2 separate regions of the Homo sapiens genome follow, and region 2 is linked to region 1. A link is a contact called in ENCODE Hi-C data. All regions are on one chromosome and are shown on one strand. Each heading gives the region's core, a stretch centred on a gene start or an enhancer-like site at or near the end of the contact. The rest is flanking DNA. Distances are from core to core; before and after follow the strand shown. Region 1 holds the start of DHRSX (dehydrogenase/reductase X-linked). Region 2 holds the start of P2RY8 (P2Y receptor family member 8).

Region 1 (2,741 bases), core at 160-2,659:
TCAAGACCAGCCTGGGCAACATGGTGAGATGCCATCTCTACAAAAAATTTAAAACATTAGCCAGGCGTGGTGGCTCACGCCTGTAAACCCAGCACTTTGGGGGACCCAGGTAGGAGGATTGCTTCGGCCCATGAGTTTCAGACCAGCCTGGGCAACGTAGCAAGACCCTATTGCTACACAAAAAAATTAAAACATTAGACAGGTGTGGTGGCTCACACCTGTAATCCCAACAGTTTGGGAGGCAAAGGAAGGAAGATCGCTTGAGCCCAGGAGTTCGAGACCAGCCTGAGCAACATAGCAAGACCCCGTCTACAAAACTTTAAAACATTAGTCGGATGCAGTAGCTGGTGCCTGTAATGCCAGCACTTTGGGAGGCTGAGGCAGGAGGACTGCTTGAGCCCAGGAGTTCGAGAGTAGCCTCGGCAACAGAGCAAGACTTCATCTCTACTTCCTATTACAAAAAATAATAATAATAATAAATTCTGAACCTGCAAATCTAGGAACAGAAGTTATCTGCATACACAAAACACAGTGGCGGTCATCACTGATGAGTTCAGACAGTGAACGAGTCCTGCAAAGTTGGAGATCTGTGACTCAGAGATGTTTACAAAGGCCAAGGAAACAAAGTTGCCACTTAACGGGCCTGCCCTCCCCACCAGACCTCCGTGGCTCCCCAGTGCCCGAGAAGCCGCCTCTGGGCCCCCTCTGGAGACGTCCTCCGGAGAAGGGCCCATCCTCACTTACCCTGGGGTGGGTAGGGGTCGAGGTCCCTGGGACGCCCGCTCCTCCCCTCCGGGGCCTGGCGGGGGCGCGCGGTCACTGGCCGACCGCAGGCGGCAGGCAGAGCCGCCTGATGTCTTGGGCGCGGGGCGTGCGAGCCCCCGGGTCCCCGGCCATGGCCCGGAGGTGTCAGGGTGCGCGGGGGGGCGGCTGCACGGGGGCTGCTTGGTTGGAGCCCGACCCGGGACAGGCGGGGAGGCCACACGCGCGGGGAGGGAAGGGTCGGGCCGGGTCGGGCCGGGCCAGGCGCGCAGAAGAGCCGGCGGGGACGGAAAGCGCGGGGCGGGGAGGTCCCAGCGCGCACGCCGCCCCCCCCCCACCCCCGGCCACACCTCGACCCCCGCCCAGCCCCACTTCCGGGAGCGCCACCGCCTCGCCAAGGTCACGCGGAGCCCCCGCGCCCCCGCCCCCGAGCCAGCCCGCGCCCACCCGGGTCCCCGGAGCCCTGACCCCTGCCCCGCCCCGCTGACCTGGCTCCAGGAAGCCCCCGCGGCAGCGCCGCAGCAGCTGCGCCAGGATCACCGCGGCGCCTACCGCGTAGACCCGCAGGGCCGCCCGCGCCGCAGACAATGGCGACATGGCTGCCCCGGCCGCGCCGCCGCCGCTTCCGCGCCGCCCGCGGGACTCTGCGCCCGCCCGCCCGGACGGACGGCGGAAACGCGCGCGCCCCGGACCGCCCCCTGCCCGCCCCGAACCGCCCCGGCCTGCGGGGAACCCCCAACCCCAGACCCCGCCCGGGCCCTCTGGGATCCCGCACCGCCTGCAGGACTGGGGACCCCGAGCGGACAACCGACCCCAGCCAGGACACCCCCCCCAGGACCACAGACTCCAGCCAGGAACCCCCCCCTGCAAGGACCATAGACTTCAGCCAGGACCCCCCCCCCCAGGACCACAGACCCCAGCCAGGACGCCCCCAGGACCACTGACCCCAGTCAGGACCCCCCCTTCAGGACCACAGACCCCAGCAGGGACCCCCCACACACACCCCCAGCCAGGACCACAGACCCCAGCCAGGAATCCCCCCCAGGACCACAGACCCCAGCAGGGACCCTCCACACCTCCTCCAGGACCACAGACCCCAGCAGGGACCCTTCCCCCTCCCGGCAGGACTGCAGACCCCAGCAGGGATCCCCACCACCACAAGACCAACAGCCCCAGCCAGGACGCCCCCAGGACTACAGACCCCAGCCAGCACCCAAGTCAGATCCATAGACTCCTCCCAAGAACACCCCCCAGGACCCCAGACCCCTGCTGGGACCCCCAAGACCACAGGCCCCCCCACTGGGGCACGCCCAGACACCCCACCAAGAACCCCACCAGGACTACAGACCTCCACCAGGACTCCCCAGTACCACAGATCCTCCCAGGGCCCCCCAGGACCACAGACCTCCACTGGGACCCCCACCACCAGGACCCCTCTCCAGGATCACAGACCCCTACTGGGGCCCCCTTCTAGGACCTCCACCTCCATCACAACCACCCCCCGGACCACAGGCCCCAGCCAGCACCCCACAAGACCACAGACCCCTGCCAGGACGCCCCCCAGGACTACAGACCCCAGCTGGACTGCCTCTCCAAGACCCCACACTCCAGCCAAGACCATGGAACCCCATTCAAGCCCCAGCCAGGACCCCCACCATGGGATCACAGATCCCCTACCCAGACCCTGCAGGGGACCAGGACCACCACGGGAACCACCCTCCCCATCTTAGCCAGAATCATGTAACCCCACGCAGACCTCAGCAGGGACCACAAGGACTTGGACCCCATAGGGAACCCCAGACAACCACCCAGAGCCATGCCAGGATTATGGACCAGGACTCCCACAGAGGACTCTGAACAGCTGTAAGGACCATGGACCCCACACCCTAATTCGTACTGACACCACAGAACCTGCCCCAAGCACGGACCCCACACCCCAGTTCCTGCTGACACCACAGAACCTGCCCCAAGCACGGACC
Region 2 (2,741 bases), core at 91-2,590, 960 kb before region 1:
GCCTGAAATTCCCAGAGCAGCTCCCTCTGCCTTTTCTCAGCTTTTTAGGGGACAGATCTGACAAGACCCAAGGAATTGGGGTTTCTAAGCGGACCTGTACAAATGAGGTCTGAGGTGGCCGTGAGACCCGGGTCTGGGGTCTCCCTGGCACCGAGGGGGTGACGAGGGGCCACCGTGCTCATCCAGGCACCCATAGGGCTTTAAAACCCGTTTAATTTATGCTTACTCTTCCATTATTGGAACGCTAAGCATTTGGGAGTTATTTATATCCCACGGCTCAAGGTCATCGCCAAGGTCTCATTGCAAACATTGAAAAAACTGCAATCTCAGGCGTAAATGGGTTACGTGCAGCAGCCGCAGCTGCTTACCCTCTCTAAGGTTAACCTCAAGAGAGGCGCATTTCATGGAATGAGTTTTTTTTTGTTTTTTTTTTTCTAAACAGAGTCTCGCTCTGTCGCCCAGGCTGGAGTGCAGTGGCGTGATCTCTGCTCACTGCAAGCTCCACCTCCAGGGATCATGCCATTCTCCTGCCTCAGCCTCCCGAGTAGCTGGGACCGCAGGCGCCCACCACCAAGCCCAGCTAATTTTTGTATTTTTAGTAGAGACGGGGTTTCACCGTGTTAGCCAGGATGGTCTCGAACTCCTGACCTCAGATGATCCACCCACCTCGGTCCCCCAAAGTGCTGGGATTACAGGCACCTGCCACCACGCCTGGCTAATTTTTGTATTTTTAGTAGAGACGGGGTTTCACCGTGTTAGCCAGGATGGTCTCGAACTCCTGACCTCGTGATCCGCCCACCTCGGCCTCTGAAAGTTCATGGAATGAGTTATTAAAGGAAGGGTGGCTTGCAGCCCTGGAAAATTTGAGCATTTCTCCCCTAAGTGACGAAGCGGCTGTGCAAAGTCTTCCTCCCAGGAAATTTGCACTCCTGGTCTGCTCTAGCGTGAGGAGAACACGCCTCATGGAGTTTGCACCGTCTTCCCCCATGTTCTCACCGTACACGGACCCTCCCAGCGACCCTGTCTTCTCCCTTGACAGTGCAGGACAAGCATAAAAGTCCAGCTCGGCGGCTCACCTGTGCAGAAGCAGCGGCAGAAGTAGCAGGTGAGAGCTCAGAGGGTCTCCAGGTAACAGGATGCAACGCTTAAGTCGACGGCCGTGCCTCAGAGCCCGGGACTCGGGGGGCCAGCCACCAGCTTGCAAGCCGTGGTCACTCAAAGTGCTTGAGAAGGTGTTCGTGGGCGGCAGACGGCTGCCCTTCCAGTTCCATCTGTCCAGCAACCTTGCAAAGGCGGCCGCTTCGCTGGGTGGCCCACCGGCTGGCACGACTGTCTCCGAATGCAAATTCTGCAAACTCCACCTCCCAGCGCACCACCACGGTTGCGACTCAGGCTTAGGTGGAAAGGAAGTGTGTTGTGACATTTCCTCTGTAACTGTCTGAACACTCATGTGCAGGGCTGAGCCCACTGGAGTAACGTCGCTGTGTCTCTGGGCAGCACCGTTAACCGCCCACCTCCCTATCACTGGCTCGCAGGGGGCCCTACTCTTAAGAGAACCCTGAGAGTGAGGAAAAGAGGGAGAATGATTTTTCTAAATTTTGTAACCAGCAGTGAAGAGCCGTGGCATGCTCCAGAACCGATTCCTGTTTCTTCTGAAATAACAAAACAAAACAAAGAAAGAACAGAACACGTTTCCTTTTAGACTCTAAAGCTGTGCTCATTGCGACATCTCTTGGTACACAGCCAGACTGTGACAAGCGAACAGACCTTGGGCACTGATCATTCCGGCTCTCACAGTTGGTCACGGGCGCTGCAGGCTCATATCCTCAACATCCCATGGGGGATCGGCCAGTTTCAGGAATGAGAACCAGGTTTCCGAGCTCTGGTATCCTTGCTTGTGAGGAGCAACGGTTGGTTCTTGTCACTCGTGGGAGGAGGTTGAGAGGGAAGGATCTGTCACTGAGAAAGAATGAATGAATATTGAACCACTGCTCAGGGAAAAGACATGGTAGAATCAATCCCTCAAGCCAGGCTGGGTGTGGTGGCTCACGCCTGTAGTCCCAGCACTTTGGGAGGCCAAGGCGGGTGGATCACTTCAGGTCAGGAGTTTGAGACCAGCCTGGCCAACATGGCGAAATCCCGTCCCTACTAAAAACACAAAAATTAGCTGGGTGTGGTGGTGGACACCTGTAGTCCCAGCTACTGGGGAGGCTGAGGCAGGAGAATCACTTGAACCTGGGAGGTGGAGGTTGCAGTGAGCCAAGATCAGGCCATTGCACTCCAGTCTGGGTGACAGTGAGACTGTCCCAAAAAACAAACAAACAAACAAAAAGACCAGGCCTGCTGGCTCACGCCTATAATCCCAGCACTTTGGGAGGCCAAGGCGGGTGGATCACTTGAGGTCAGGAGTTCGAGACCAGCCTGGCCAACATAGCGAAATCCCGTCCCTACTAAAAATACAAAAATTAGCTGGGCATGGTGGTGGATGCCTGTAATCCTAGCTACTGGGGAGGCTGAGGCAGGAGAATCACTTGAACCCGGGAGCTGGAGGTTGCAGTGAGCCAAGATCAGGCCATTGCACTCCAGCCTGGGTAACAGAGTGAGACTGTCTCAAAAAAAAAAAAAAAGTCGAGGCCTGGTGGCTCACACCTGTATTCCCAGCACTTTGAGGTGCCAAGGTGGGCCGGATCACTTGAGGTCAGGAGTTCGAGACCAGCCTGGCCAACATAGCGAAACCTGTC

The links. Hi-C counts contacts between places; a loop is a spot of excess contacts on that map. Pooled maps may share reads with other maps.
Region 2: a pooled map shows a loop between it and region 1 (5-fold over the local background). The contact joins the promoter of P2RY8 here to the promoter of DHRSX in region 1. A Hi-C loop is called at or near these places in 2 of 37 single-sample maps with no recorded cell type and 7 of 50 pooled maps.

Annotation. Positions count from the first base shown.
Region 1 is chrX:2,499,567-2,502,307 of GRCh38, forward strand. It overlaps DHRSX (dehydrogenase/reductase X-linked), which reads right to left and starts at 1,410. Exons shown (of 7, transcript NM_145177.3): 1 at 1,251-1,410. The coding sequence starts at 1,359. It overlaps ZBED1 (zinc finger BED-type containing 1), which reads right to left and starts at 1,410. Exons shown (of 2, transcript NM_001171136.2): 1 at 1,251-1,410.
Region 2 is chrX:1,535,845-1,538,585 of GRCh38, forward strand. P2RY8 (P2Y receptor family member 8) reads right to left here and starts at 1,341. Exons shown (of 2, transcript NM_178129.5): 1 at 1,077-1,341.